Linked DNA regions of Homo sapiens: region 1 is linked to region 2. Evidence: chromatin loops called from intact Hi-C (ENCODE). Cell type or tissue: IMR-90. All regions are shown on one strand. Each heading gives the region's core, and the rest is flanking DNA. Links, peaks and the distances in the headings are about the cores only.

Region 1 (16,649 bases), core at 4,496-12,495, 540 kb after region 2:
CCCTGATCCAAGACCCTCATTTCTGGGAATGAACCCCAGATCAGCCATGATAGAGGATAGCCTGGTTTTATCTTTTTGCTTGTGAGCAGGATCCAACAATTCTCATAAAATTTTCCCCAGCCTGTTCAGTGGAATTGTCAAAGCATCATTTTCAAAAAGTGAAAACATGATTCTTATATAAGTCTATAGGGAGTGTGTATAAAGATCTGTTCACTTCACAAAAGAAAGAACCAGAAGATGGTAAAGCTGTTTGAAAAGAGAATTGGAAGGAGAAAGATTTGGATAGACCATCAGAAACAGCATGCTGACATAAGTTTGCTAATTTGGAAACCTCACTCATTAATGTCCTGTAGAGCAATAAAATCTTTTTACAGGACAAAAATCATTTGTATCTCTACCAGACAAAAATTAACATGTAACTTGGCAGAGTCTGGGCCCTAATCAATAGTAAATAGTAAGTCAAACAAAAGTACATTCCCTTAGAGAGTTAAAAAAAGCTTTGGTGGTTTGTTAGGCAACCTTCCAGTATGGCATTAGAAAGACGTGCAGTCATCCTATTTTGATTTCCAAGTTTGGGATACTTTTCTTTTTGAGATGGAATTTTGCTCTTGTTGGCCAGGCTGGAATGCAGTGGCATGATCTCACCTCACTGCAACCTCCCCGTCCCCGGTCCAAGCAATTCTCCTGCCTCAGCCTTCCCAGCAGCTGGGATTACAGGTACACACCACCACGCCTGGCTAATTTCTGTATTTTTTAGTAGACACAGGATTTCGCCATGTTGGCCAGGCTGGTCTCAAACTCCTGACCTCAAGTGATCTGCCCACCTTGGCCTCTCAAAGTGCTGCGATTACAGGCATGAGCCACCATGCCCAGCCAAGTTCAGGATACATGTTTAAAACAAAATTGGTCCCCCTCAGCCTGGTGGATGTCCCTGCAGAATTTTAAAATACTATGATGTTCTAGATGTCTGATGCTGTCAATTCTCAATGGCCAGAAGAGGGCATCTGCCCAGATCAGTTCAGGTGTCTATCCCTGGTCCAATCGCCTGTGCCCAGGGTAGCGTATCAGGTACACAGGGCTGTTTCTTCCCTGCTATTGGTAGAACAGCTTTTCCAAGAAGGGGATAGGCTGGAATGGAAGAAAAGAGTCCAAAGAGGAAGGAACCACAACAGAAAGAGAATTGCTTTCCTTTCAGTTGTGGGAGCACCAGCTTAATGCCTCTTTTCCACATTTGCCCAGCAGAGGAAATGTTTGGGCCGAATGACAGAAAACCTAGGGTAGCCTTTTTGGTGCCTCCTGACAATCACAGAAGCAGGCTGGGATCCTACCCAGGTATGGCAGAGCAAGTGAGCCCACCTAGGTGGGAATCCTTACCCTCCTAATCCTGCAGGTTCACTTCACAATCTTGTGTAGACCTTAAACGGTTGTTTAGACAGTTATATGAAATGGAGTATTTTCTGGAGAAAAGGACAGTGAATGGGGATATGGGGATTTTTTTTTTTTTTTTTTTTTTTTTTTTGAGACAGAGTCTCACTCTATCGCCTAGGCTGGAGTGCAGTGGCATGATCTCTGCTCACTGCAACCTCCGCCTCCTGGGTTCAAGTGATTCTCCTGCCTCAGCCTCCCGAGTAGCTGGGATTACAGGCGCCCACCACCACACCCAGCTAATTTTTGTATTTTTAGTAGAGACAGGGTTTCACCGTGTTGGCCAGGCTGGTCTCAAACTCCTGACCTCAGGGTATTCTGCCCGCCTTGGCCTCCCAAAGTGCTGGGATTACAAGCATGGGCCACCGCACCGGGCTGGGGATTTCTAAGTCCACTTGACTCTCTCCCCTCTGGGCCTCAATGGGCAGCATTTTATCTGTAGCCTTTTTATCTTATAATAGTTTAACTAATGGATCTATTTTGAGTAAGGGATATGTACAAATTCTTTTGTGATTCCAGGAGGAGATGAGAAGTACAAAGTACAATTATAAAATTATCATTGTCACCATTATCTCCAATCAGCACATCATTCACAGTGACAGTTCTAAGAGCTTTATATGGGAAAAGTGTAATCTATTGCAAATAGAGGGCCATCATTACTGCTCTTAGGCTCCCTTTAGGATTAGGGATGCAGGTTATCATCTAGGTCCTGCGGTCTCCTAGAGAGAGCAGGGAGCACCATCTCCATTAGTCAAAAGAAAGAAAAGTAAATGTTAAGAGATGAGACTAGGGCAATGACTCCCTGTTCTTGAGACAACGAGTCAATTCAGTGTCGAAGAAAAACTCAGTAAGTTTTGATGCCTTGCTCTTAACCTACAAACTTGGTAGAGCCACAGAAAGAACATGGAGCAAAATGAAGAAATGGTTTAGTTCCTCTAAGGATCCTTTCATACTTAGGCATTGCTTAATCCAGTTGACTGATTTTTCAAAGAATCTTGCCATATCTGATTTGAAAGCACACAAAGTAGGTGGCTACTTCACGCCTCATCTCTTGGCTCTAGGATCATATTGGGATTAGGCTTTGGGATCAGGTTCTTTGCAGATCAGAAATGGCATAGGGGAGTGTACCGGGAATCAGACAAACCTAAGCACACATCCAGATTCTCCATTTTTTTTTTTTTTTTTTAGCTGTGTGGGAAAATCTCTTTGCTACTGACATGGTTTGGCTCTGTGTCCCCACCCAAATCTCATGTTGAATTGTAATCCCCAGTGTTGGATGTGGAGCCTGATGGGAGGTGATTGGATCATGGGGGTGGTTTCTCATGGTTTAGCACCATCCCCCAGTGCTGTCTCATCATAGAGTGCTCATGAGATCTGGTTGTTTAAAAGTGTACAGCACTCCCGCTTTAGCTCTCTTCCTCCTTCTCCAGCCAAGTAAGACGTGCCTCCTTCCCCTTCACCTTCTGCCATGATTGTCAGTTTCCTGAGGCCTCCCAAGCCATGCTTCCTGTATGGCCTGTGGAACTGAGAGTCAATTAAACATCTTTCTTTTTTTTTTTTTTTTTTTTTTTGAGATGGAGTCTCGCTCTGTCACTCAGGCTGGAGTGCAGTGGTGTGATCTTGGCTCACTGCAACCTCCACCTCCAGGGTTCAAGCAATCCTCCTGCCTCAGTCTCCTGAGTAGCTAGGATTACAGGTGTGCACCACCACACCCAACTAATCTGTGTGTGTGTGTGTGTGTGTGTTTAGTAGACACGGGGTTTCACCATGTTGGCCAGGCTGGTCTCTAACTCCCGACCTCGTGGTCTGCCCACCTTGGCCTCCCAAAGTGCTAGGATTATAGGCATGAGCCACCGTGCCCAGCCCACCTCTTTTCTTTATAAATTACCCGGTTTCAGGTAGTTCTTCATAGCAATGCAGACTAATACAACTACTTTGATTCTCACCTTTCCTTATTTGGAAAAATATTTCCATTGAAGTGTTGTGGTGAAGATTCAATACAATTAAATGATATAACATATGTAAAGGGCTTAGCAATAACCCAATGGCTAATAAGCAGCCAAGGAGTGGTAGCTCTCAGTATAGTCAGCCTCTAAGAAGAGAGCAAATGTTTATTTTCAAGAAGAATTATGCAGAAAGGGCCACTTTCAGTCTACCATTCCCCCAAATTCCTTGAAGGAAGGATGATGTGAGCAGCAAAGGAAGAAAGGAGAGTGGGCATGAAATACTATAGAACCTGCAAAGAATGAAGTCCCTCTGTCTGTGTGTGCCTATATCAATAATTTAAACTTACACATTCATGAGATTTACTGTGTTTATTAGGATGTACATGTGTCCCTAAGAATCTGAGAGTTCCTGAGAGACAGAGACGGTGTCTTACTCATCTGCTCTCCCCAGGTCCTGGCTTACTACCTGGCACTTATTGGGTAATAAATGTCTGTTGAATGCATGGAAAAAGAAAGGTAGGAAAGGTATGAAGGAGAAGATGGAGGTCACGACCAGTAGAAATCTCAGCTGTTCTGCCTGGGCTCCATGTCATCTCCCTGCTATTAGGCCCATCAGAATGTAAGCACAAATGCCTAGAGAATGACAAGCTTCTTTGGGACTCTGCTGACTAGACATGACATAAGACTGGACAGCTTCTGGGGAACTTCCAAGAACTGGCTCCAGGCAGTGACTAATCCTAGGAGCTGCTGGCTTGGCTGCCTCTCTCCCTTCCTTATTTCCAAGATTGGTCACCTCCTGCTCTGAAATAGCAATTGATTTTCAGACATGAGTTGATAGAGCCATGATTTTCTAATACTGTTCCAAAGGGGCTAAAGTACCTCTGAGGAGCAGTGCAGGCTAGGATCAAACTCTCCCTACCTTCCACTCCACTCCCTACCTTGCCCCTCCACCTCTGCCCACTTTCTATTTCCTCAGGCACAGCAGCTTCTACCTTATGGATTACAAATTCTGGTCATCCATCTATGGTTGCATTAGGAAAAGAGTATTGCTACTTTCATTTTCTTTTCTAACCACTGCCCTAGAAGAATAACACCTCACATTCTCTGGTAGACTGAAGCCTGCAGCTGCAAGGATGCTCAGAAAACCAGACTTCTATTCATTGGCCACTTGCTGCACTTTCTGTCCCTCGATCCTTGCAACGTACCTTTGAGGTAGGCATAAAAATCCCCATTTACAAGTGAGAAAACCAAGGCAAAAGAGGTTCAGTTTATTTCAGGCTCAAATGTGCTTCCAGTAGCTTATAGCCTCTACAGCTAGTGTTTGAACCCAGGTCTGAGACAAATAGGATTGACAAGGGGAGGGAAAAGAGGAACAGAAATTCTTTTCTATAAGACAATTGTTTATGCAGCCAGGATTTCTTAACATCCAGTTTGTGCCTACGGACATAATCTTTGAATTTGCTTTGTTTCTCGATGAATAACTTGGAAGCTATTCAAATAACTTGGAAGCTTCCTTTAAAAGGAACATCAGGAGGTGATTTTTGACTAACCCTAGGTGTAGTTTCTGAGCCAAATAGATTTTCAAATAAGAAAATGAGAGGACGTGAGGTTGAGGAAAATGATAGGCATTCCAACCTCACCCGCTTGCTGACGACCTCCAAGTGATTTCAACAATGATTTCAAATATTTCACTTTTTAAGTCAGTGTGACTTAAGTATGAAATTGCCTCTCCCTAAAGCTCCCCTAAGGCCTAAACAGTCGTCATTACCATAGCTGTGACAGGGAGACTGTTGAATTTATAATCTATTGGCCATTCACAGCATAGCGTATAAACCTAGCTCATGATTTCTTTGCAATAGAAGTGCACTTTTTCATCATATTCCCTTCACAACTTACTCACCAGATCAGACTTTGAGCTCTCCTCCTGACTTAGCCTGGATCATTTGAAATGGTCATCCATCCTTTGGCCCCAATACCTAAACTAAGGTCTATGAACAATAAGATGATTTTCTTCAGTGGGACTTTTTTGTTTAATATAATATTAGATATTTCCCCTGATACAGGGCTCAATCTTTTTCTTTTTAAAGCAATATTTCTCAAAGTACTTTTCACAGAACTTAAGTTTCATTAAGCACTTCACTAAAAGAAAAGTCTGTGATCTCATAAATTTGGAAAATATTGAGAATTAGAGCCCCCTCTTAGATATGTACTGTAGCTACTCAGCTTGTTACAGATGAAGTAAACATTGTAATATTCACCCAGCTTTTGAGTGATGTCTATTAACGTCACCCAAATGAGTATTCCATGGAATGCACTTTGCAAAAACCTATTATTCAAGAAAATTCTGGAGCATGAAAGCTATTAACGATAAACCCATTCACAAAATCACACCAAATATCTAAAATCATGTTTAAAATCTCCTAGAAATGGGTTGAATTGCCCACTTCAGAGACAAAGTGATTCTTTTGTAATAACGAGTTTTGTTTAGTGAGTACTTATTATCTCATTGAATCCTGAGGACTACCTCACAAGGTAAGTATAGCTCTTTTCATTACACATGACAAACAAGGCTCAGAGAGGTTAAGTAACTTGCTCAAGATCACAAAACTGCAGAGTGACAAAACTAGAATTTTGAATCTAAGCTCAAAGGGTCACCAAACCAAATTTGGGTCCACCCACCCAGCCTATCAAAGTCAAGCACTGATATCGGCATTGCTGAGACAGAAGTTGAGGAATTTATTGCAGGCAGCAAGCAAGGAGTATCAGGCAGCTAATCCTTAAGGCCTAATCTCCCTGATGGTTTATGTGTAAGGGTTTTTAAAGGTGGGAAGGCAGAGGTTGCAGGCAAGGTCATACAATACATGGAGGCTACATATTGGTTTGGCCAAAAAAGGCAAAATATCTCGAAGTGAGGGCCCACAGGATAGGTGACCATTAGATGAATTCAAAGATTTTCTGATTTGAGACCAGGTGCAGTGGTTCACACCTGTAATCTCAGAGCTTTGGGAGGCCAAGGTGGGTGGATAACTTGAGGCCAGGAGTTTGAGACCAGCCAGACCAACATGGCAAAACACCATCTCTACTAAAAATACAAAAATTATCTGGGCGTGGTGGTGTGCACCTGTAATCCCAGCTACTCAGGAGGCTGAGGCATGAGAATCGTTTGAACCTGGGAGGCAGAGGGTTCAGTGAGCTGAGATCGTGCCACTGCACTCCAGCCTGGGCAGCAGAGTGAGACTCTGTCTCAAACAAACAAACAAAAACCCAAAGATTTTCTGATTTGTGATTGGTTAAGTTTTGGCTACAAACTTGGGGTCAGCAGAAAGGAATGTTCTGCTCTGGCCTGTGGGTGTGACTTCCTCCAGGTCCCTCAGGAAGAAATTGAGAACAAAGAACAGTTGTGAGAGTTCAGTCCTCAGTTCCTCCTTATCTGAGATCTACGAGCCAACAGGTGGTATTTTCCATTTAGCGGGGTCTGGGTTTCTACAAAACAACTCAGGGACATATGTTAAGATGTTATCTCTAGTTTCTATAGGGAAACAAACATTTTGTGGCTCTAATTTTCTTTTTTTTAAATTATACTTTAAGTTTTAGGGTACATGTGCACAACGTGCAGTTCTGTTACGTATGTATACATGTACCATGTTGGTGTGCTGCACCCATTAACTCGTCATTTAAGATTAGTTTGTGGCTCTAATTTTCTTGACTGTTGTTTTAAGCTATTATTACCTTCTTACTTATCAGGGTGCTCATCTACTTCTTGAGGCTAGCCAGGTGGCTGGAATTTTCCTTGGAGGTACTCAAGAGATTCCTTTATTTTTCGTGCCTTAAATGGGTCTGTTCTCCCTCTTCAAAGCTCAAGCTCTTAAGGACTATGCTATTGTTAGATTTTTCATATTGGAGCAGACCTTCCCTCCTACTCAAGAACACCCCTTCTTCAGACAGCCTGGCTGGGTCTTCATCCTGGGAGAGCTCATGAAACACAAACCAGATCTTGGCCCTCACATGTGTCTAGGCAGAGCTGAGCCTGGGCAACACCAAGCATTCCCCCGATTTTGCATGCCCCAGCCAATTCAGAGTCAAGATCCATGCTCAGCTCCTTCCCTGCAAAGTGCTAATGATGAAGCATGGGGATCAAGTCAGCAAACTCCAGAAATGGTCTTAGACTAGGAGTCAAGCCTTGAGATCCTATTACACACCAGATTCATTCCCTGATTAGAGCTGCTGAATTCTTTTACTCTCACTGCACTCATGCTAAAGTTTCTTTCCTCCAGCCTCCTAACCCCAGAGGAGGCTGAGCCATGATACCCATTGTCAAGCAATACATATTTAAGGAGCCCCTGAGATATGTCAGGCACCATCATAGGTGCTGGGACAAGTGAATGTGACCAGGAAAGTCCCTCCCCTCTCAGAGGTTCTTTTCAAGTTGGAGGACAGCAAATACAGAAATATAGAGTCTAACATAACAACAGGGAGTAATAAACACTTTGAAGAAAAATAAAGTGGAATAAGAGGGTAGGGTTGCCATAGGGTTCTCTGGGCAGTCTTCTATGGGAAGGCCACTTGTTTGGGCAGAGAAACAAAAGATGTCTGAAAGGAGGACTACGGGCCCCCCATAAGTGCGCTCCGGTCTGCGCACAGGGCAATGGGCATGTAATTTCCTATGATTAAGACCTACAGTATGTACAATATTACTGCAACAGACACTGAGACTGACTTAGCATTGTTTCATAGTATCCGAGTTGCTCTGTTGGAAGAAAGTGCATGTGATGGGCATTCATTTGCTTCTGCCATCAGACAGATTCTCTACCTTTGTCCTTCCTACAAGATTCCCTAGGAAGGCAGGGCTCAGTGGCTCACACCCGTAATCCCAGCAATTTGGGAGTCCGAGGCAGTCAGATCACAAGGTCAGGAGTTCAAGACCAGCTTGGCCAACAAGGTGAAACCCCGTCTCTACTAAAAATACAAAAATTAGCTGGGCATGGTGGCACGTGCCTGTAATCCCAGCTACTCAGGAGGCTGAGGCAGGAGAATTGCTTGAACAGGGACCCGGGAGGCAGAGGTTGCAGTGAGCCAAGATCGCACCACTGCACTTCAGCCTGGGCTACAGAGTGAGACTCTGTCTCATAAATAAATAATAAATAAATAAATGATTCCCTAGGAAGCTGACTCCCACTGAATGTGCCACTCAGGAGTCCCTGCTCTCTAGATTACAGTTGAGTTTGCTCAATGCAAGGCCCCAGCAGAAATGTTGAAAATAAGAGCAAATAGATAGTTAACCACTCTTTAAAACAACAATGGATGTATACTTCTCTGGCCTCAGCTCCCGTGGGGAAGCTCCAGTGCCAGTCCCTGGGTGCTTCACCATTTTCAGTTAGTTCCTAAACCTTGTAAACAGACCCTTCACTAAATTCTTCCTAGTTAACCCTTTGAGAATGAAACCATTTCCTGCCAGGACTCTGACAGATACAAAGAACCCACAGCCGACTGCTGGGTGCGCGGCAGACCTGGTGCATGGCTCCACACTGCCATCTTGGGGGCTGGCACAGGCTGGCAGGCACTGAGTCTGGGGAAGGGAGCTGGGGCTGGAGGTGTGGAGGGGAAGACCGTGCATAGTTGCTTCCTGATCAGCTCTTTATTTGATTGAGAGTGAGGCAGGGAAGATTAGAGGGAAGCTTACAGTGGAATTCAGGGCTGAGGCTGCTATTCTTTTGCTCCTTGTAACTTCCTACAGTGTTGTCAGCATCCACATACTTCTCTGTGGGGTTGGTCTCAGAGCCAGGTTACCTTGTCTTAGGTCCAGTGGCACCCTGACTGGCTTGGTGTCCTTGAACAAGTTACCTAACCTCTCCATACCTAAGTCCCTCAGCTGTAAAATTAAAAAAGAAAAAAGAAGAAGAGTACCTACTGCATAGCATTGATTTGAAGATTGAATGAGCTGGTATTATACAACGTTTAGAAGCAGTGCCTGACACGCAAAAGGCTCTCAACAAATACTATCCTTTACTAATATCCCGTGTGTCTGTATCAGAGCTGGGGGGGTGGAGGGACAGAAAGAAGTGGGAGAAGGTAAAGAGATGGGCAAATGATCTCTAAAGTCTCTCTGGCACTAACACAATTCTTTATTATGTGTTTTGTCTGGCTCTTTATATTGATAGCTGTTCCAGAGGCAATCAATACCTATTAGTCGGTTTTATTCTTATTTTGCTGTCTGATCTTACAGGGGAGCAAACTGAGGCAAAGCATGAACTTACTTCTCAGGAAATTAACCATTATGTTGGCAATCGCTGTGATTATTTGAACAGCAGCATCTGGACAAATTTAGTCACATGAAGTACAGAAGAGAGATTTCTCATGGTTAAAACGAAGCTCTCTTTATTTGCTTCTGCTAATTAAAAAATCAGAGCTAAAGATACTTAAACACTACAGTTAAAATGCCATGGTTGTCTATTGGCTTAATGAATTCTCTTATGAAATCAACTCTAAAATGTTATCCATCATAAATCATGAAACACAATTTTTCTTATTCTCTTTAGAGCTTTACAATTCATCTTAAAGACCAGTGTTTACACTCTCTTCTGTAGGTTGTACAATAACCTTTGGCGAGAAAAAATAAAAGTCTGGCTTTCTGACTCATAAGTGTGTTCCCTTTAACAGAAAAAGAAAATATGTCCTCTTTAAAACTGATGATCATTGGTCACCTCAATTTTATTGAAGTTCACTTCTGACCTCTTTAGATGTAGTTCTCTACATAAAACTTCCCAACAGAATTCTCTGTCTGAATGCCTCCTCCACAAACAAAATTTTAAGAACTAAAATCATCATCTTTCCTTCCAAATGTGCTCTCCCTATGTCCCCAGGGCTCTCTATGTGTAGAGCTGAGACCATTTGCCACTCAGTTTCCTCACCCAATTAATTACAAGTCCCAACAATTTTCCTTTTTTTTTTTTTTTTTTTTTTTTTTTTAGACGGAGTCTTGCTCTGTCACCAGGCTGGTGTGCGGTGGTGCAATCTCAGCTTACTGCAACCTCTGCTGCCTGGGTTCAAGCGATTCTCCTGCCTCAGCTTCCCAAGTAGCTGGGATTTCAGGTGTGTGCCACTACATCCAGATAATTTTTGTATTTTTAGTAGAGAGGGGATTTCACCATATTGGCCCAGATGATCTCAATCTCTTGACCTCATGATCTGCCCACCTTGGCCTCCCAAAGTGCTGGGATTACAGGCGTGAGCCACCATCCCTGGCCCAGTTTTGCCTTTTTAACATCCCTCAGCTCTTCAAATCCATTTTCTCTTCTCTAACACCTCCCCATTCCCCAGCTCGTAATGAACTCTTAAGTAGATTACTACAATCACTTCCCAAATGGTCTTCCTGGCTCCATCAGCCTTGTGACCTTCAAGTTCATTCTCCACATGGATGTCAAAGTAACTTTCTAAAATGAAAATCTGACCACGTTACTCTCTTGCCTAAATCTGCCTATGGCCGCTGTTAGGATCAAGTCTAAACTCCCGACCCTGGAACATCAGGTCTTCGTGTTCTGTTTACTGCTTCTCTACCTCACCTGCAACCAACACCACTCCCACATCCATATTCTGCTCACCGTGTATCAACATGAACAGGAGGTGGGTGTTTCAGTCCCCAGGAAGACACTGGGCCTTTTCAATCATCTACTGCTGTGTAATAACCACCCCGCAAACTGACCACATGATTTCATTTTGCAAGGGTTCCTTCCTTGGGCTGTGTTCAGCAAAAGGGTTTACTGAGCTGGCAGGTCCAAGATGGCCTCACTCACAGGACTGGCTGTTGATGGGAGCCTTGATGCTCTTGGGCTCACCCCTTATCCTCCAGTAGGTTAGAGCTTCTTACAGTGGTTTCAGGCAGCATCTGAAGACAGTAAAAGCAGAAGCTCCAAGGCTTCTTACATTCTAGCCTGGAAAATCACATCACATTGCTTCTTTCATATTTTTTTTGGCAAATCAGGTTGCAAGGCTTGCCCAGATTAGGGTAAAGAGGCTCCTTTTCTTTTCTTTTTTTTTTTTTGTTTGAGTCAGAATCTCGCTCTGTTGCCCAGGCTGGAGTGCAGTGGCGCGATCTAGGCTCACTGCAAGCTCTGCCTCCTGGGTTCACGCCATTCTCCTGCCTCAGGCTCCCAAGTAGCTGAGACTACAGGCACCTGCCACCACGCCCTGCTAATTTTTTTTTTTTTTGTATTTTTTAGTAGAGACTGTGTTTCACTGTGTTAGCCAGGATAGTCTCCAACTCCTGACCTCGTGATCCGCCGGCCTTGGCCTCTCAAAGTGCTGGGATTACAGGCGTGAGCCACCGTGCCCGGCCAAGAGGCTCCTTTTCTTGATGAAAGGAGTAGTGAAGTCACATTGCATGTCCTTGCAAAGGGACATGCAGACCACATTAGAGAGAATATGTGCCTGTATTTTGCAATCTGTAACATGGGCATAAACTAAATGTTTTCCAAAGGGAATAGGGCAAAACAAAAAGGACCTTGACCACTCCTTTGGCCCTGAATAAATCCAGGAAGCCTAAGAGTATGACTATCCTGAGGTAGAAAGAGGGTCACATGCTGGATAAGAGGTACCTGGGCTCTCCAGTTACAAGAAGAGAGCATGGTTACATTTATAATCACCATTCCCAACATGCTGTGAGTGCAGGCAGCTACCAGGAGGAGAACAAAGGAAATAACCAGGACACCCATCTCTAAACCTGTTAATTTAATCACACAGAACACTTCTATTTAAAATTCCCGAGGGTTAAGATGTAAGAATGCTTATCAAGGTAAATGCTGTTCACACTGCTTGGAGTGTCAGGCCTAGATCTCTATCCATCAGAAACAACAATATCAATAACAACAACAGCAACATGATGATGGGGCAATTTCTGAAAAGCACCATGTATTTTATCGATACATGTCCGTTGCAGAAAATCCAGGTGAATCCAAAGAAGAAATGAATGTCTTCCACAATCCCATAGCCCAGAGCTAACTAACCACTATAAAGAACCCAGCGTGGTTTTAACTAATGGATCAAAAGATGCTCATCAAAGGCTCTGAGCTTTCCTGAGTGCTAACAGGAAACATCCAGCATCTCTGGTCTCTCCAAGGCTGCAGGTGTCTTTGCCCATAGTGCCTGTTTTGTGTCAGGGAAAGAATCAACCTGGGAGCCAAGCCCAGGAATCAGGATGACCAAGACATACTGGACAAGGAGGGAACAAACCCATCCAAGGACACTCAAGGACAAATCAAGCAAATGAATTTAAGGGAGACCGGCTCATGGTCTGCTTTGCTGCTCAGCATGGCTGGGAGGCACAGTGGAAGATCATGCATCCTGCCCCTGGGACTCCTGTGCCAGAGCCTGAGAGCTTTCTCCTGCCCACAGGCTAGGGGTAGGACAGTTGGAATTGATCCATGCCTTCTAGCTAGACTGTGGGTCCCCTCAGTCTTGGGCATGGTGACAGCCCAGCATCAGACAGAGGTCAGTATCAAACTAGAAAATTTAATAAATGCTGTCAGATTTGTAGACCCAAGAAAATATAAACTGCCAATCACGGAGGAAAAAAATCTCTCAATGATCTTATCTTTATATGATTCCCTTGCTGCCTGGAAATTGACATTTCCTTGGGGATAATCTGGTCATAGGATTGGTGAAGGTGGAAGGGAGGCAACCTCCGAAGGTGGGGCCCTCTGCTCACCTGGGACAGGGAGGGCCTGAGGTAGGTGTCTGTGTGGGCTGGGGAGGAGGATGGGAGCAGTGCTTCTAGATGTTTCCACTTTTTCCTCATTAGATAATAACGAATGGGTGATTTCCCTAGTCACTGCAGTGTGAGGAAATCTACAAAATTAATTTCCCAATACACTTTACAGGATAGGTGGAGAAACCCATGAAGCACAACTGCAGTGGGTTATAAAAAACGGCCTTTCGAGTTGAGCAATAAATTCGTTCGAGCAGCCATTCTGAAGGACAAACGTGGCTCTGTATTTAAGAGGGGCATTCCAGCCCTTCTCTAGCCACTGGGTTGACAATGACTCACCAAAGCCTCTGGTAGCCACCACAGGACACCCAGAGCATATGTTTTAAAGCTGAACACCAAACTGCGGACTTCAGGAGTAAGTGAACTGACTGGTTTTTATTTTGTTTTACTGCTTTTAACATTACAGTAACTGTTACAGGTTCCAGCAGGCTAACTGGGTGGAAATGAGTTTGGTTTCACTTAGTCTCTCTAAAGAGAAAGCAAGTCCGTAGACTAATACCTAATAAAAGCAAAGCTCCCAACAATTGAAATTGCCTGGGCTGCTCTGTGTGTCCCACATGCATGGGTGTGGGTGCCAGTGTGTGTGCGCGTGTGCATGCATGTGCATGTGTGTTGGGATAGAGTGGTAAGAAAATGGGAAATAATAAGAATGTTCAGTCCATAGCCTTTCATTATAAAAAGGTGAGCTGTAATAAATACTAGTGCCACATTTAGCCAAAACTTTACTCCAGCCAAAGGTGATATTTTCATGATAACATCCTGTGATTGCTTTGTTCTTCGTCTTTTATGTTCTTCCTAGATGGGCTCAGAACATACAAGAATTAAGCACACATCTTATTTTCCAGTGATAATGCTACCGGCAAATTCTGTTGTTTGTATAAACATCAGCCATGTTTATATAACTAAACTGGTGTTTTGTTTTGTCAATTCAGCAAGAAATTAGACCAAATGGTGGCTTAATGCTGCATTGATTTGGCTATCAATTTCTTTTCACTTTTCTGCAAAATATTTAATACATTATTAAATTGAATTATGCTGACGCCACAGTTGTTCTTATCTCAATTGTCTTAAAATTCATTTAATTTTTTTCCTTTGGTTTCATTATTCAAATTTTAACTTCAGTTATCAAGATTTTATCTGATGGAAGAGATGGAGTCCATTACTAAGGACTCCATTGTGCTCCATCATGCCAGAGTTGTAAAATAGATCTTTTAAAGGAAATTTACTGTGATTTTTTTCTATTTAAGAGCTTCCTCTCCAGTTGAGCATGTAAGAAAATTATACCAGGAGAATACAGTAAACTCTATGAGGCAAGCTATAAACATGTAGCATTGTGATTAGGGCTGGTTCTCCTTCTAGAAACATGGTAGGATTGGAATTTCATACCATCCTTGAAGTTAGAGACAGCCACGTGACTCATTTAGCCAATGAACTGTGAGCAGAATGACATGTCACTTCCAGCAGAAACTTTAAGAATCTGAGAGACAGTCATACGTTTTCCATGTGCTGTAGCCTTATACCCAAAGCCTGGGTCCCAAGTGACCATGACAGGCAGAGCTCCCTGTTGAGCCACAGAGATTTAGAGAATGGCTGTTAACACAGCATAATCTAGCCCATCCTGACTAATCTGATATTAACATGTATAATAAAGAATTCTATCAATGCTGAGGGAAGATGATTAGTTAAGGTCCTAGGTTGCAAGTCTCAAAACCTCTTCTAAGGATTGTAGACAGGAAATTAAATGACTTCTAGTCCCTAGAGTTCCCAATCTCCTACCATCCCATCCTAATATGACAGAAGTAATTCCTGAGTTGCTTCTGAAACCAGAGCTTCTCTCAGAACCCTTAGCCTGCCAGATGGCTTCTTGGAGAGCCCTCACTCACTTTTCTCCTTCTGCTATTGCTGCTCATTCATTCCAGCTTTTAAAAATTCATCTTTATCCAGGAACCTCGCTTCTAGAAAAGTCAAACCGGTGCTTCCAGGAGGCTACAGCTATCGAGCAGTGACCTTGCCTGTCATGTTCAGCCCTACATCTCAAACTCCAAGCACATGGCGGTCACTCAGTTAATATTTATTAAATATTGAACACTTCTTTTTCAAAAAGCAAATTTCCTTTTGAGTATTCAGCTACTGGTAGATTAAACATGTCCTCAAAAGAAACTATTTGTAATCACGCTAATTAATTAGAGGAAAAAAGGTAAGAGAATTCTAGTTTCTGAATAAATTAACTCATGCTAAGTCATGTCCTTTACTCATGTTACCTGAGGTACACAAATATAATGTAGAGTAAAATATATCTCAAGTATATCTTGATTCTAACTGCAAGAGGATACCATTATTGTGTAGTCACAAACTCCAAAAACTATGTAAATTTGTATCCTCAGCTTCAGCAGTAATTCTATGACTTACCCTAGGCAAGCCTGAACAGGTCTCTACAGCTTAGTTTCTTGTTTTGTTAAAGGGATTTAATACAAGCTTACCTCACCAAGATGCTATGTAAAACAGTTTCTATTTATTGCAAGTACTGTATGATTTTTGTGTCTATTGGTGTGGAGCAACACACTCATTACATGATGGCATCAAAAATTTTGTGCCACTAAGGATGCCAAATTCTTGGAGATACTAGAGGGATTATAGTGCATATGACTAATTAATTTTGGGGATTGTGTTGCAGTTACATCTAAAGACAAACTTGGAATTTAGGCTGAAGAATTGTCTCAAATCATTTTAAATTGTGTTTTTAGAATATGACACTTAAATATCTCAGGATAGCCTCAAAACTTCAGTAGAAAATCGGGGAAATATGCCTAAATATCTCAGGATAGCCTCAAAACTTTAGTAGAAAATCCGGGAAATATGCCTTATAAGCTTATAAAGTTATAAAATTTATGGTTTTATGTATTATATAAATAGAGCATTGCAGACACATTCCTTATTTTGAAATAAAAAAACCTTCTGATATTAGCATTCATTTACTTAAGACCCTGTGGAACTCAACAAAGCAATAGAGCTGGAGAAAGGATTGCTAACTTATCCAAGATATAGTTCTGATTCTGAATGGATACTATCCATCTTTCTCAAAGAAACTGGGACTTGCAATAAATATAGTTTGATAGGATGCATTATGTAGAGTTTTTTCAAAGATTTTAAAATGTCAAAAGAGCCTTATAATTACTTTACTATAAGTAGCCATAATACTGCAATAGAATTCAGCAAAATCAATCATTTAATTTAATTTATAAAATTAAAATTTTTGTTTACAAATATAAAATAGGTTTTTAAAATTCTGAAGTCATCAAAATGAACTAGCTTTCTGACTTGAATCGAGTCATCTAACCACACTGTATCAGAGATTCCTCAATTGCAATTCAAAGGAAATGAAATAATTCAGTGATTCTCAAACATTTGGGTCAAGGATACCTTTACCCTCTTAAAAACTGAGGACCTCAAAGAGCTTAATTTATGTTTATGTGGATTATATCAATCATTATTTACCATATTAGAAATTAAAACTATCA
Region 2 (16,649 bases), core at 4,374-12,373:
CCTTCCCACGGGGCAGGCCTTGGGACCTGCAGCCCGCCATGCCTGAGCCTCCCACCCCCTCCATGGGCTCCTGTGCGGCCCGAGCCTCCCTGACGAGCACCACCCCCTGCTCCACGGCGCCCAGTCCCATCGACCACCCAAGGGCTGAGGAATGCGAGCGCACGGCGCCGGACTGGCAGGCAGCTCCAGCTGCAGCCCCGGTGCGGGATCCTCTAGGTGAAGCCAGCTGGGTTCCTGAGTCTGGTGGGGACGTGGAGAGTCTTTATTATCTAGCTCAGGGATTGTAAATACACCAATCAGCACCCTGTGTTTAGCTCAAGGTTTGTGAGTGCACCAATCGACACTCTGTATCTAGCTGCTCTGGTGAGGACGTGGAGAACCTTTATGTCTAGCTCAAGTATTGTAAATACACCAATCGGCATTCTGTATCTAGCTCAAGGTTTGTAAACACACCAGTCAGCACCCTGTGTTTAGCTCAAGGTTTGTGAATGCACCAATCGACACTCTGTATCTAGCTGCTCTGGTGGGGCCTTGGAGAACCTGTGTGTGGAAACTCTGTATCTAACTAATCTGATGGGGACGTGGAGAACCTTTGTATCTAGCTCAGGGATTGTAAATGCACCAATCAGCGCCCTGACAAAACAGGCCACTCGGCTCTACCAATCAGCAGGTTGTGGGTGGGGCCAGATAAGAGAATAAAAGCAGGCTGCCCTAGCCAGCATTGGCAACCCGCTAGGGTCCCCTTCCACAGTGTGGAAGCTTTGTTCTTTTGCACTTTGCAATAAATCTTGCTACTGCTCACTCTTTGGGTCCACGCTGCTTTTATGAGCTGTAACACTCACCGCGAAGATCTGCAGCTTCACTCTTGAGACCACGAGCCCAGCGGGAGGAATGAATAACTCCAGACGCGCTGCCTTAAGAGCTGTAACACTCACTGCAAAGGTCTGCAGCTTCACTCCTGAGCCAGCGAGACCACGAACCCACCAGAAGGAAAAAACTCCGAACACATCTGAACATCAGAAGGGACAGACTCCAGACGTGCCAACTTAAGAGCTGTAACACTCACCGCGAGAGTCCGCGGCTTCATTCTTGAAGTCAGTGAGACCAAGAACCCACCAATTCTGGACACAAAGTCACTAGAGTCAATCCAGTTATTGGGCAAGAAAGATTTCAAAAGCTCTGGTAGGGGACAGGGAGTCTATTAATAAATGGCAGTCTCCATAGCCGGCACTTTTATATTTTTGCAACAAATCTGTAAAATATTTATTTTTCTCCTGACTTTGAGGAAAGTAAGGCTCACAAAAGTTATGGGACTTGTGTCTGATCATACAGCTAGTGGCAGGAGAATGAAATTCAAGTTCAAAGGCATTTACTATGGTAGATTCCCTCTCAGGCTGTGGAGCACATATTCTTAGCCCTGTGTTTTTTGGGGTATGAGACTGGGTCACTTAATGCTGGTTGGCTCTGATCCAGAGTCCAAGTTTTGATGATTAGGCTTCTGCCTTGTGCTAGGGAACTAATCCTGTAACTATATCCCTGTGTGTCTTACTCTTTGTGACTTAATTGTGCCCTTAATAAATTGTGTGGTAACCCAGCTCTTCTATGACAGGAATTTCCCCTTGCACCTCCTCCTCCTTCCTGGGGGTGAAAGTCCTGCTCTTGAATTTCGCCTGATTGCTTGGACTCTGCTACCACTTGTTAGTAGATATCCCAAGTCCTGTCTGTGTGTATCCTTAAGTTCCTCATAATGGTTGTATTGGATCCTTCATCTCTGTTTGTCATTCATATGCCAGCCTATTCCCACTCTTAAAGCTTGGCTTTTTCTGAAAGGAACTTCTTGCCCAGACAACCCCAAATTTTCTGTTGCCATAGGTGCCCAAACTCTATTCTACTTGTTGATTAGTCTTCCTTCTAGCAGTAGTACTACATAGATTTTGGGATCTGTCACCCAAATTATTTGTTACTCTGTGTGCTGGTCTTTGTCTAGCTCCTTTAGCCCAATGACTGAGCGATATGTGGCCCATAAGATAAGTATGACAGAACAGTGGTGGGAAAGAGTCTGGTGTACTCCTGGAGGTGCAGAGGGTGGCCTCACGTGGGTGCAAGGTGTGTGTGACAGGTTATTGAAAGTAAGGTTGGATTACTGGGGTAGAACCATATTGAAAAGAGTTTTGAATGCCAGAATGTAACACTTGGCTCTCATCCAGTAGTGATGAGAAATTATTATTGGTTTGTAAGCACTCTAGGGAGATTAGTCAGTGTGTAGGATGGACTAGACAGGAGATGACTGAAGATAGAGAAACAAGGAAACCATTAAAGTTCTGCAAAAACAACGTGATGAGAGCCTGGATTAGAGTTATCTGTAATAACCCCAGGAAGGAGGTAAGAGACAACATTTGAAGCAAACTGCACCTTAGTGAGAGATAGGGTATGTAGAGAAGCAGAAGTCAAGGATGAATCTAAAGTCCTAATAATGGTGATGCTGTTGGTAGAAGAAAGAAACATAGGGAAAGAATCAAAATCTGGGGAAAGAAACCCTAAAATCCCAGCTCTCTTTTCAAAATTTTCAGTATTAACATTGATTGTATGTGAGAACATTGCTAGCAAGTATCCAAGCAAAGGGATGTGTTAAAATCAATCAAATTGTTGAATTAAGACTAGAAGACAAATGAAAAATCAAGGCTGAACATATCAATTAGGGATAGATGTGGGAGAAGTCATAGGTGTGGACAAGTGAACTGTGAGGGAAGTCAAACCTAATCTGGCAAGAAATCCAGTTTTCCACAATATTCTGGGTCTAGGCCTCTGCTGGGCCAGTGGCCAAGGATGGGCAAGAGAGTCAAGGATGGACTGTATATTCACAAACAAGAAAGCCTGTTATATAACTTGGCTCTAAAAAGAGCCACCACTACAACTAGGTATGGAATCTCTAAGGCCTGAGATACAATACCTGTGTGAGATTTTCTATCTCATCCCACTGAGAAATGCTACAGATGCCACTTGCTACGGCTGATTCCCTTTGAGCACTAAAATTTACTCTCCCACTAAAGGTGTTGTAGAAATGCCTCTTTTCTTAGCTCAAACATAATTATTGTCCAGGTTTAATATTTAGCTATGTTTAACTCTCATTCTCAACTCTCTTTTCAAAAATTAAAATCATATGACCAAGATAAGCAGGTTGATGATTTAAGTCAGCGTCCTCAGCTGTATAATGGGAACAATAATACCTGACTCCTGCTTTTGTGAAGAAAGAAGAATCTTAAAACAGGTCAATGAAGAATTTACTTGTGTTAAACTATGTTCTGAGTGATGTTAGATTGCTTATTTCAGTGGGGTTTGTTTAGGTTTTATGTCCAGTGGCTACTGATTGGTGTAGCCTATATAGCTTTTATGTAACTTCAGGACCAAACTAGGCTTCTTTTAGTTCTGATACTAATTAATATCCAAAATTGTGGTTAGGAAAATGAAAGGAAAGAAGAAAAAAATGTGGCTATTTATGGTGGGTTCTTTTGTGGGGAGGGAATTTTTTGGCTATGAACTGGCATTTGCCCAACAGTATTCCGAGTTCAGTAAATAACTCAACACGCATGGGTTAAATTTCCAATAAAAACATGAAGCTTAAAAAGTAAGTGGAAAGTACTTGGCAAGATACATATTTACATTTGGTGAAGGGAAATTTTTATGGTGGTTAGCCAAACCTGACATGCACAGGGATTAATTCATCCTCACTCATCACAGAAACGAAAACTGCCAGTATCATATCATACGTGCTATGCTGTGGCTTTCTCTTAAAAATCAGCACCACCGTGAAAGGAAGCTGACCTCTGTGTGCACACACTTAGTGCAAGTGTGTGCCTTACTAGAATCATTATACGTATATATGTATAATAAAACTACTTTTTAAAATGCTGAGAAAGTCTTATATTTGAGGTACTATAATTTTAATAATAGTATAATAGAATCCTTGAATTAATAATTCTATAATTGATGGAATTCATATAATAATTAACAGAATTCACATAATAATATAGAATTACTAATTCTATAATTCTGACTTACTCAAAAATTCAAACGTTTTTCACTCTACAGATGCTCCTCAACTTACAATGGGACTATGTCCCACAAAACCCATCATAAATCAAAAAATACCATAAGTCAAAAATGCATTTAATGCATGTATAAGCCCATTGTAAAGTTGAAACATCATAAGTTGAGTTATAATAAGTGGGGACCATTGGTGTGAAAAAGTGGTGTGAATGGGGAGAAAAAGCAGGTGAGCAAGCGGGGATAGCCAGCTTACAAAATATGTATTTCTGATCCTGTAATATCTAATTTGTTTCCAATTTTCAAATGAAAGACACTGAAATTATTAAGCACTCACTATGTGATGAAAAGTAAACTGAACTTTGAGGAGATTTTTGTAGCTTGCCCAAGGTCACAGAACTAGATTTAAACTTAGAGATGTATAACTTAAAATTGTAGGCAGTGGGCAAAACAGTTTCACCCTTGCTGACTCTGTAAACCTGACAACAATCCTAAGAGGACAATGCTAGAAGTGATGGAGAAAAAACAAAGCTAGCACCTAAGAGACAAATTTGCTCGTTTCCCTTCTGAGTTAGTTTAGACAAACTGCCCTTACAGTTTGAAGGGCTTGGAGGAAAAGAAAAAAATACATAAAAAGTGTTTTATTTTCCTATTTGGGGAAATGTAAGGGAATCAGATTCTGCTTGAAATCTCAGAATTCCCTTTTCTTTTTTTTTGAGACAGGGTCTCCCTTTGTCAGCCAGGCTGGAATGCAGTGGCATAATCACAGTTCACTGCAGCTTCCACCTCCTGGACTGAAGCCATCCTTCCACCTCAGCTTCCTAAGTAGCTGGGACTACAGGCACGCACCACTACACCCGGCTATTTTTTCTTTCTTTTTTTGTAGAGACAGGGTCTCCCCATGCTGCCCAGGTTGGTCTCAAACTCCTGGGCTCAAGTGATCCTCCCACCTCTGTCTCCCAAAGTGTACAGGCATGCATGAGCCTCTGCACTCGGCCTCAGAATTGTTTTTATAAGTATAGTTAAATATTATTCTGTCTCCTCTCTTTCTTTTATGTTCTGAGGAAGTTCTCGTCAGAAGTTAGGATAACTCCTACATAGAATTTCTGTGGAGATTAAATAGAGTTCTACATGTAAGCCTACGAAGCTGTTCAAGACCACTGTAGAGTACTATGACGCTCACTGGGACCACACTATGAGGTCTATCCCTGTAGAATTATGTGATGTTGAAGAAACCATTATTTTCCTTCTTACACTTTCTCAAAAGAGGGAATGTCCACCCCTCTCATGGATGGGAGAACATAACACTTCTGGATCTCTCCTGTCACTTCTCGGCATGGGAAGAGTAGCTAATTTGATTAAAGAGAGACTGAGTCATTGAGCCATTATTTTTCAGAGACCATGGTTACTGCATTGAAAAGGAAAAGCTGGCCAGGTCTTTCTCTTACTGCCTCAGACCACTGTGTTCACAGATGATGCGCTCACTTGTGCTTCAGGACCCAGAAAGTAGGCAAACCCTGCCCTAGCAGGCCCAGCTAGCTTTTGTTCTCCAGGCCAGCTTTGCTGTCTATGAATGAATAAGTCAGGTTGCCCTTTCACTGGAGACCCATTGGCTTTAATGTAATAAACATTAATTCCTAAAAGATATGGAAGCGCCATTCTAGCCTCAGGTCTAAGTCACATTGTCCAGTGCATCTTCATTGTGAGTAAAACTGATCATTTCAAGTTAAAGCCTAAAAGGATGGTGGGATGTAGGAGAGCTACTCTAAGCCTTCAACATTTGGGACCTTTGAGATAGTTGCCCAGTCCTCTGCTGTCTTGAAAACACTGGCATAACATAACCATCCATGGATTCTGGCTCCTTGTTCTTAAGAGTCATGGGTTCGCTTTGTTTTCAGTTTAAAAGACACATAATAATTATCTGCTTATTGTTTAGAGTAATTTACTAAACATTAGCCAAAACAGCTAACTTAAGACACTGAGCAAATCTCAGAAATCAAATATAACATATATTCATCTTCATGTCAAAGAATAACATATTGCATTTTAACACGGAGGGAGAGAAGGAGCGAAGGTGCTCACGGGACCTTTCACTAGCACCAGAATGTGCTCAGTCCCAAAGTGACCCCAGCTTTTTGCCACCCCAGAGAGTGTTGGTCTAACAACAAGCCTGTCTAAGGAGACAAAGTATCATTGGGGGTCAAAACAAATGAAAAGATTCTGTGTCCTCTGGAACTCATGTTGACATTTCTCTGAGAAAAACTAAAGTGATCTTTTTGATTGATTACTTTATTCATTCATTTATTGACAAGGAGTTATAAAGCACCCACCGTGTTCTAGTCCTCTTCTAAGGACTTCTTCTCTGCATGTGCAAATGCTTCTGAGATGAAGGGAACCTTTAGAAAGCCTATGTGGTCATAGGCCAAATCCACCCACCTTGGTTCTAGAGTGTTTGTAGCTTTCTCTATTTTGGCAGTAATTGGATATAGCAAGACCAGTTTTCTACTACAGTCCCTTTATAATAATGAAATGAGGTTATCTGCTATGGGAAGTATATTTATCTTTCTATCATATACAGACAAATTTGTAAATAATATGTGGGGTGGTTAAGGTAAAAGCATTCATGCATCTTATCCAAGGGAGGTATCAAGTTATTACAGGGTATATAGTAAAAAAATTGGAGGGATACAAACTTATTGTTTTATTTAGTGAATATTAAAGAGTACTAAGGGACAGAGTTATTCACTAGTGACTGTGTCATAGATCTTGATCAGAAACAATCAAACTTCTGGGGCTCTTGATTGGCACATATGATAGCAAGACCTTTGGAAATTTCTCAATAAAACATTTATTTATCTATATTTTGTTCTGAATAAAATGTGAGCACCTTAGGGTAGAAGTGTAGTTTATTCATCTACATGCTTATGTCTGGTACATGGTAGGCATTTGACAGATAATTGTTAAGAGAATGAAATCTGTTGATAATTTATAATTCAGGAATAAAACAGCTTTCAGATAAAGCTTTTGCTAGGTGGAAAGTGAGTACAAATTACAAGTACATTTCCAAGAAGGCTCATATATGTCGATTATTAATTTTTGCTATCATTATTAAACAGAAGTCCTAGACAATGAACAGAAATTTTACCTAATGCTGTTAATTAATAATAGAAAAATATAATTGAAACAATGAAAGTGCTCAATATTTTCCTTATGCTAATCATCTAATAGTTAAATGCAAACAATAGAACATTCCCATAATGAAATTCTATTACACTTCAGTCTACTTTTTAAAGAGGCCAGGTTCTCATCTCAAATCATTTTTGTTGGCATTTCTACTAATTTTTCATGTTTTAAACAATAACTGATATTTTACCAAAAAAAAAAAAAACCTTGTAATCAACTTCCAAAATAACAGCTATTTTCATATATTAGTGACCTTATAGAAAGAACGCCCAGAACTTAATAAAACCCCAGAAGACTTTAGAAAGTCCTGGTTCACAGGAACACAGTGCTTCTTTGGTTTCAGGCCATTGGCTACCTCATTGTTGGGATTTTCCAAGTCAGATAGTATTACACTTGGAATATGCCAGTGAACATTAATAATCATGACCATAAATGAAAAGTTGGCCTTCTCCAATGGGATATAAAAGACTGGCGCTCCACACCTCCTCAGAGCAGCAGAGGGCAGTGAAAGCACTGGTAATGGATAATATAAACCCAGTATTACCATCGGGAGAGAAACGTACTTTTTTACAAATACATTTTCCATTTTAAACGAACACCATGCATGTAAGAGTTTGGAAATATATTTTTAGTCTCTAATGCAGTTTTGGAGCCATATACAACTTTTACAAAGTGCAATGTAATTTCTATGTAGCATTTCTGGGACTTAGAGTTCAATTTAATATATCAGAAAAATGTTTTAGGGAGTAACACTACCTTGTAAACTTGGTCCAAAACTTAGCTGTACAGTGTAGGATATCATAAAACAGTGGTAACCCACCAGAGACAGAGTGTTGTGTTTATGTGAGTATACAATTTAGGAGCTGCAAGGGCCCCTTGAGGTTAACTAATGATTCGTGTCCCTCCTTTTAACTGACCTGGAAAGACTCCTGGACTTGCTCAACTACATAGAGGCTAAGACAGTGGTCTCCTCACTCCTCTCGTTCTGTGGATTTTCTCGTTCTGTTTTGTTTTCGTTTTTGTTTTGCCACGCTATATTTCATAATACTTAGCAGTTAGATTTATAATCTCTGACGTTTTAGTCAGGGTTCAAAGGCCAAGGAATTTCCACCTGGAAAATGCAGGAGGGCTCAAAAATCAGTCTGAGCTTGCTTCTGCAAAAATTTGTTTTTAACTTTGAAAAGAGAGGCCTCCACAAGGGAGTTATGCCATTCATTTGAAATTTTAAAAATTGCTCTACCCATTGCAAGTCAGTATATACTTAAAGTTCTTTAAAAAGAAAAAAGACCCATCACTCCTCCACCAGGGACTCCCAGAAGACACTGCTCTTTTAACCTCTGCAAACCCACACAAATCCAGTCCCCTTTCCTTCTTAGATTGCCCCATCACTGTATCATGGTCAGAAATTTTACTAAATGGCAAGGCAAATGCCTATGGGTGCTTTCTTAGCTGTGACCTTTCGAAGTCTGGGCTCTAATTTAGAAAATCTGTCACTCACTTTTCCTACTGAGTTGGGAGAGTGGACTGGAGCTCAGGAGTGGCTGAGAAAATGGTTAAATGGTTAATGGTGAAACAGTAACCTCTGGGAGAAAAGACATCTCTGTGGAGCCAGGACATTGCTGTAACAGTTACATTCAAACATTTCGTCTCCAGACTTTGTTGATTTGCCTGGAGCCCATGAGGTCTGATTGGCATTAGCAAGTGCAAGGGCCTCCAGTGACATTCTCCTGACCCTGCAGCAACTTCCTTCTTTCAAGAACACACACTAAGCCTCAGGCCAGGACCTCTTGCTTTCATTTTCACTAACTGGCTTCTCAGCCTGCTCTCTTTGTTCTACATCTTGTGGTTTTTCAGCAAGTCAAGGGCCAGGCTGAAATCCCAGAGCAAATTCTTCCAAGGCCAAACAAGGAAATGCTCAGCAAGTCTTTGGAAACCAATAACCAAGAGCACTAAGCTATGTTATTTGAAAGTTAATACATTGAATGTCACATATTTTTTCACCATAGTTAGACATTTTATAGAATAGCTGTATGTCTTCATTATATGACATTCTCTAATAAAGTTTAAAGTTGCATGGATAGGTCCATGTTTTAAGTTGACTTTTTTTTTTTTTTTTGGTATAAAGATTTTTCAAATCAAGAAGAATTAAAAAGCCAAATCAAGGAAAACACCTTCTGGAGAGAATCTGGTGTTACAAACTTTAGTTAAATGCTGTATATCTTATGATTTCTTAAGGAGATGACTCATACCAAAGGGAATCATCCAAGACATGCCAAAAGCATAGGGGAAAACATGGAACCTTTTTGTCCAGAAACTATCAGGGATTGTGCTATACCCGTTTCCCCAAGTGAGGCAAATGGTTCTCTGGAAATTACCATGAATGGGGCTTCCCCACTGCACTTTTAGTTGAGTTGGCCAAAGAAGCTGCAGAGCATCAGGCCAAGGACCAAGAGGAGCTGTGGTTTTTGTGTGATGAAATGTGCTACCATCCAGCAAGGATTAGGCTCTGAGCACAACCTGCTAGTTTGGAAACCTGAAGCCAGGATTTTCAGAACGCTGGCTCTTAAGCATAACCCAAACAACAAAGAGAAGTTGTTTGTTGGAAAACTCAGTCTCAGGGAATGTCAGAGCTAAAAGGTCAATTGTAGAGTTATCAGGTGGCTCGACGAAAATCATATTTACGTGGTTCCTCCGCAGACTTTTATTTCCTATAGGGAGACAGAGGTAGAGGAAAGAAAGAAGAGGGTGGGAGAGAAAAAAGAAAATGGGCAGTATAGAGTGGGAGCTAAAATGGGCTTGAAATTAACTCAGTAGCTGAGTTCAACCACTGAAACCTTTGTTTTCTGAAATATTAGAAGGGAATAATAGTACACTCCTGTGTTATAAGGTTGTTATAAGAATTCATAGAATTAATCTTTGTAAACTATTTAGTGCCTGTCTGGAACATATCCATTATGCTCAATAATGGTTAACTATTATTACTGTCATTTTAAGTAACTGGATAAAGAGGAAAAAGATGTACTTACTGTGAGGTACAGTTCCTTAAAAACTACCATGTTATTAACTAATCATTCAGAGCTTTGTAAGGAAGGACCTGCTGACCTGCTCTTCAAGTACATGAGTAGATTCAGATACTTTAAAAACTTCATCAATCTGTTCAACCTACATTAGTAAAATCTATACAATCTGGGACAAACTAGGCCACCATTTGTTCAGGTAATACCCAATACAGGAGGAACTAGGGGAGGGGGGTCTTTCACTTGCCAAGCCCTGTAAAACAGTAGCTTTGGGTTATATCATCCCAGAAGTATGTGTGTGTATATATATGTTATATATATGATACATAGCTATATAATTTAAATTTTTATAAATGCTTCATATGAACTAGCAGCAGCCCTGGGGTCCAATCCTAAATCCCACAGCAATTTAGGATCTTGACCAAACCTTCTGCCATACCCTAGCTTTCCTTCTTCAGGCAAGATTATATAGAAGAAGTCCTCCCTTGGGGTTTACAAGGGTAAGTGGGGGAGCTGTGCTCCAGGGTTTCTGGGAAAGACAAACCAACTCAAACAAGCCTATTCTATCTATCGTCTCTACCCAGAAGCTAAAATGGGGAGGCAGACTGCCTTTTCTTTCTCCCTAGAGAGCTCATACCTCAATTCTGCTTTAAAGGTATTGCTTGAGCATTGAGGTATAGGAGCCAGAGGGAGCGATGATGAATGCCTTCTCAAATAAACCACTTTTTCTATTTCCCGTTTCTTTCTATCCACTCAAATGAATGGTTGAGAATTTTGCTGCCAACTTTTGCCCGTGAGTCCCTCCGATCCACCTAGATTAATCCTGGTTGTCCTATCAGACTTAGCTTTCCATAATCCACAATAGTCTCCCATCCCAGAATGAGGTATGGGCTTATTTATTTATTTAGACAGGGTCTCACCGTGTCACCCAGGCTGGAGTGCAGTGGTGCAATTATGGCTCACAGCAACTTCAACCTCCTGGGCTCAAGCAATCCTCCCACCTCAGTCTCCATCCAGCTAATTTTTTTTAAAAAAAATCTTGTAGTGACAGGGCCTCATATTTTGCCCAGTCGGGTCTTGAACTCCTGGGCTCAAGTGATCCTCCCGTCTCAGCCTCCCAAAGTGCTGAGATTACAGATGTGAGCCACCATACCCAGCCCCCTCTACTTTTTGATATCATCTTGTACGTACTTCCCAGAATGTAAATCCATGAGGACAGGACCTGTGCCATCTTGTACACGGTTTTATTTCCAGCACCGATAATAGTGCCTGATACATAGCAGACATCCAGTAAATATTGTCAAATGACTGAATAAATGAATCATAGTGCAAGTAAAGAAGGAGAAAAAACAATACTGTGTAACCATAATTGCCTTCTATGGAGGCTAGACAGTAGATCCTGGAACATAAAAGTCTCCTTGCCCAAGCACCAAGATGGATTTAGGTATGAAAAAAGTGGGCCTGGATTTGAATTTGGGGGATGCATGAAAAGAACAGAATTACTCTGTACAACAGACAGCAAGAGCATCCTGGAGCTGGAGCTTGAAGGAGGGTAGAATGCAGTGCAGGAGGGATGATGTGAGGAGTAGAACCGGGAGATGGATGAGAAGATTGGCAGGCATATGGCTGCTGTGTGGGGTAAAGCAGACAGTGAGAAGGCCCTGGTTGGGGTGGGGGGGTGCTGGCAAATGGACTCATAACAGGAATGTGCCCTCTGTCATTTGAAGTTTATTGCTGTGCTCTCCCATGACCCAAAAACTCTCAGTTCAAGTTTTTGCAATATATTATCAGCTTGGTTTTTATGATTGCTTTGTGTGTGGTGTAGGGGAGGGAGAATAGATGAGAAAGAGTTGTTTCCCAAGCTTGAGTTTATGCCAAGACAGAGATAAAGGAACAGCTACAAGATGCACAGTACATTAGAAAGCAGGAAGTCAGGGCAGAGCTGACTGTGAATGCAACAGAAATCTTGGGAGCAGCCTTTGGGCTTCGAAAGGACATGAAATGGAAGCTTTGTGCTGATTCCAGTCAGATCTCAACGAGCCAGGAGGTCCCAGCTAACACCTGGGACACACTATGTATTCCACATAAAGGTTAATTTTCTTGTCTTTTTTTCAGTCCTTTGGACTGAGTTTCTTGATAGCAGGGGTTTTCTTGTTTGTAAGAACATCTACATCTCCAGCACAATGTCTAACAGACAGTAGTTACTATTTATTGAATAAATAAATGAATGGCTTTACCGTAAACTTTCTTCCTTGGAAACCACCTAAGATTAATGAGAAAAAAAATCAAATCAAAGAGTGGGAGGGAAGAAGAGAGAGAAAGATGGAGATACAGGTGGAAGTAGAGAGGCAGAGTGAGAGGGAGAGAGAAATAGTATGTCACCCTAATAAATAAAACCTGATGGTTTTCTCAGATAACATTTTTTCCATATCTCTCAGTTTTTAATTGTTTTTTTTTTTAATTTACTTTTGAGACAGGCTCTCACTCTGTCACCCAGGCTGGAGTGCAGTGGTGCAATCTCAGCTCACTGCAGCCTCTACCTCCCAGGCTTAAGCAATCCTCCCACCTCAGCCTCCCAAGTAGCTGGGACCACAGGCACAAACTACCACACCTGGCTAGTGTGTGTGTGTGTGTGTGTGTGTGTGTGTGTGTGTGTGTGTGTTGTGTGTGTTTTGTAGAGACAGGGTTTTGCCTGTTGCCCAGGCTGGTCTCAAACTCCTAAGCTCAAGTAATCTGCCCGCCTCAACCTCCCAAAGTGCTGGGATTGCAGGCATGAGCCACCACACACAGCCACATCTCTTATTTTGAAAAATCTATTATTTATCTTTATCCCCCAAAACTTCCTTGGCACCTGCTCCATATGCTAGAATTAGGTTAAATGGAGTGAAAAGCCTGGTGGATAATCTTGACGGGTGGTCCCCCTCATGCAAAACCCATGTACGTCCTAATAGGATGCAATCCCATCTCAGTGAGAGCCATGCATCACCTGGCCAGTATTTGATTAGAAGGTTGATTGATTGATTGATTGCATTTCGAGGACAGACTGTATCCAGGACAGCTGTGGCCTCCATGCTACTATGAGTTTGCCTAGAGGCAATGGTTAAATATGAGTAACAAGTCTCCTAGGCCTTTATGCAAAAAGCTTAATGCAAGTTGTTTGGTCAGAGGATCTGAGATTGTACCTCTGTAATTAAAGTTTTATAGACTATGGAAATAAATCATAACAGCATGTACTAAAACTAATTTTTAAAAATCAGTTTATCCTCATTTCCCTGAGAATTTGATCAACTGGTAAAATAAACAAGTATAATAAAATCTGATTTTTTTAAAAAAATGTAAAGATGTGAGCTGGACACGGTGGCACACACCTGTAGACTCAGCTACTTGGAAGGCCAAGGAGTTCCAGGCCAGCCTGGGCAACATCACAAGACTCCAACTTCTAAAAAAAGTTAAAGATGCAAGACTTAAAAATAAGTTTTTCAGTCCAGTCTAAATACATAAAAAGTCTAAACATCATAAGCTTTCCTTATTATTTCAGATTTATTCAGCATTGAAGTAGCAATTAATTACTAATAATACAGATCAGTAAGTCAGGTAAAATTATTTCTTAGTCTGGTGGCCTGTATGAATGTGCTATTAAATTAACCCACCTTTGAAATTACAAATATGATAAAAGTTTATTTTTCCTAGATGAAAACACATTTCAGTGGGACAGAGACTACTGGTCTGTATACTCACTGTAATGATCTAATAAGATAGACACTTGCCTAGGGTGCCTTGTGGAAAGTATCTGACTTTGGGCACAAAAATTTACTCTCACCAAAGGTGTTATAGAAGTGCCTTTTTCTTGGAATTAAATGCAATACAAATTGAGTTCACTCTCAGATATGTTTAACTCTTATTCTCTATATTACTTTGAAAAATGACCTCTCCTTCCCTTCTGTCTTCATATTATGGGACAAAATATACCACCACCAGGCAAGCTCTGTGTGTGGCTGCAGTATAGTTCTTATATCATGGCTGCACCCACAATTCCACCTGGTCTTCAGCTTACTTGCCCTCAGATTCTGAACATTACAGACAGTTTGCATTCCCCAAGGCCAAGATTATGGCTAATGGGTGGTAAGGAGAAAAGCACTTGTCATTCTCCAAAAATATGAGCTGCCAACAAAATGTGGATAAGCTCAAGGAACCATTTCCAAACATGGAAGCAGGACTGGATCAGATTGGGGCAGATGGAAGCTTTTCCCAGTTCTTGATTTTGCCAATCTCCCTAGCTGATTTCTCAATCACTCAACACATGATGAAAGGGGACAAAAATGATCTCTATTTCCAACACTTTGGAGCTATTAAAAATAGTCAAAGTTCTCCTAATAAAAATGTTAGAAAAATTAGGGATTTTAGGACTATTCTAAAACCCTTTATAATTAGGAAAATGTCCTAGCAGGGTTAATGTTTTTAGAAAGTAAGAACTGAATACTTTAATTATTATTATATTATTCCATGTGCTCCCAACTTTGCCTTCTCTGTAGGTACCCGTTATCGCTAGGTTTATATTTTGCTTTGCAGGAACATTTTTAGCTATTCACTGATTAATGAAAGGCACATCTGCCTCTAGTAAAAAAGCATAGTATGTCAAAGATGCATTAACAAGACTTCCTTTATAAATTGGCTATTTTCTATCACCCTGGGGCTACAGAGACTTAGTTTCATCTTGTTTTCCTATTACTTTTCTAATCATTTTTCTCTATTTCCTTTGACAGCTCCTTTTCAAAAAGCAGTCCCTCAGTGAGCTCATCTGCTCTCAGGAATTCATCCATTGCTGCTGTGCGGATGCTTCAAAGTCTAACCACATGAACCATCAGTTACCAGCCATCTACTACCTGATGAAAGGGAGCAAAAGCGAACACAGGGTGATTGCTCTTATGTGTGTCTTCAGAACAATAAGTTCAAAGATAAAAATTTTATCTTTCTGACCAACAAGATGGGCTGAACATCCCAAAGCCTCATTCTGTCAGTAGAGACAAGATTTAAATGGAGGTAACACCCACTAAAGAGCCATATACTGAAAATGGACAAGGGCTAGAAAAAATAAAAAACAAAAAACCTGCCTTCCTGGTGATACATTGCATCACTCTTGGCACCAAACATTTTAGGAATACTTAGTTATCTTCTATTGTTTTACATTTGTATGTCCGTGATTTGACAAATATTTATTGAACACTTACTCTGGGCCAGGTAGTAGTCTAGATGCAGGCAGGCAGCAGTGAATGTGAAAGACCTTAGAGAGCTTTACGAATTTAGAGAGAAAATGCTAACAATAAACACAAAAAATATAAGATAAATTAGAGCTATATAGGAAGTTAAAAATAGACTAACGTGATAGAGCAATGGGTGGAGGCTGCTCTAGTAAAGGTCGTTGGAGAATGCCTCTCTTAGGGGATACTATTTGAACGGACACCTGAGTAATGAAGACGCAGAGATGCAAAGATTTAGGAAAAGTATGTTTCAACCCAAAGTGAGAACATAAGGCTCTGAGAGGTGGGCAAGCTTAGCATGTCTGAAGAATGAAATAAAAGCCAGCGTGTCTGGACAGAGGTGAATGAGAGGAAAAGCCAGAGATGAGGCAGCAGAACAAGGCAGATCTCAGCTCCTGTGGAATCTGTAGGCTGGGGTTTCTCATCCTCGGCACTAGTGACATCTCATTCTCTGTTGCGGGGGGATATTCTGTGCAGTATAAGATGTTCAGCAGCATTCCTGGACTCTACTCACTAGAGGCCAGTAGGTTCTCCCTAGTAGTGACAAGCAAAATTGTCTTCAGAAGACATTGCCAAGTGTCCCTGGAGGGGTGGGGGGGGGGCGGTAAAATAGCCCCCAGTTGAGAACCACTGTTGCAGGCAAAGGTAAGAAATTTGAATATTATTAGGGGCGATAGGAAGCTAGTAGAACATCTTAGGCATGGAGGGATAAGAACTGAGTTAAACTTATGCTAGCTTCTGCGGAGAAAGGTAAGAGGAAATTTTGGCAGGGAGGAAATTAGAAGGCGACTATAACAGCCCAATCAGACATGATGAACTAAGGTGGTAGCCAAGAGGATTCATCTAGGAATTAGGCGGAGGGTGGTAAGAAGAAGGAAAGAATCAAGTATGCTGCTTAGACTCTCTCCTGGAGCCATGGAGTACTTGGGTCTAATCCCCAAGCCTGAGACATTAATGTCATTTACTGATAGGGAAGACTTGCAAGGAGATTTGTGAGCATAGGGGTTAGAAATTAAAAAATTATCCTAGCCATATTAAGTTTGAGACGCCCATTAGATATTCAAGCGGAGATGTCCAGTAGGCAGTTAGATGTCTCAGTATGGTACTCTGAGAAGTCAGGATTGGAGATTTAAATTAATGAGTCCCC

The links. A loop is a pair of places that touch in the nucleus more often than their neighbours do. Peaks named below come from ENCODE experiments on the same cell type or tissue, not always from the same donor. Only the 100,000 strongest peaks of a DNase experiment are listed, where the experiment ranks them.
Region 1: it touches region 2 in a loop (10-fold over the local background); 1 of 110 quality-filtered maps calls a loop at or near these places.

The regions. Positions count from the first base shown.
Region 1 is chr4:118,416,506-118,433,154 of GRCh38, reverse strand. No RefSeq gene overlaps it. Among named protein-coding and RNA genes, the nearest start is that of PRSS12, 72 kb to the right of the region's middle. In IMR-90, for the core only: a CTCF peak has its summit at 8,902 (motif pointing left); no DNase peak of the experiment used is centred there.
Region 2 is chr4:118,960,555-118,977,203 of GRCh38, reverse strand. All of the region lies in intron 1 of SYNPO2 (synaptopodin 2), which reads right to left. It overlaps SYNPO2-AS1 (SYNPO2 antisense RNA 1), which reads left to right. Exons shown (of 3, transcript XR_939120.3): 3 at 15,008-15,322. Among named protein-coding and RNA genes, the nearest start is that of SYNPO2-AS1, 16 kb to the left of the region's middle. RefSeq lists an enhancer at 9,088-9,137. In IMR-90, for the core only: a CTCF peak has its summit at 7,716 (motif pointing right); DNase peaks (open chromatin) are centred at 7,683, 9,063, 9,503 and 12,123; H3K27ac peaks cover 1,988 bases.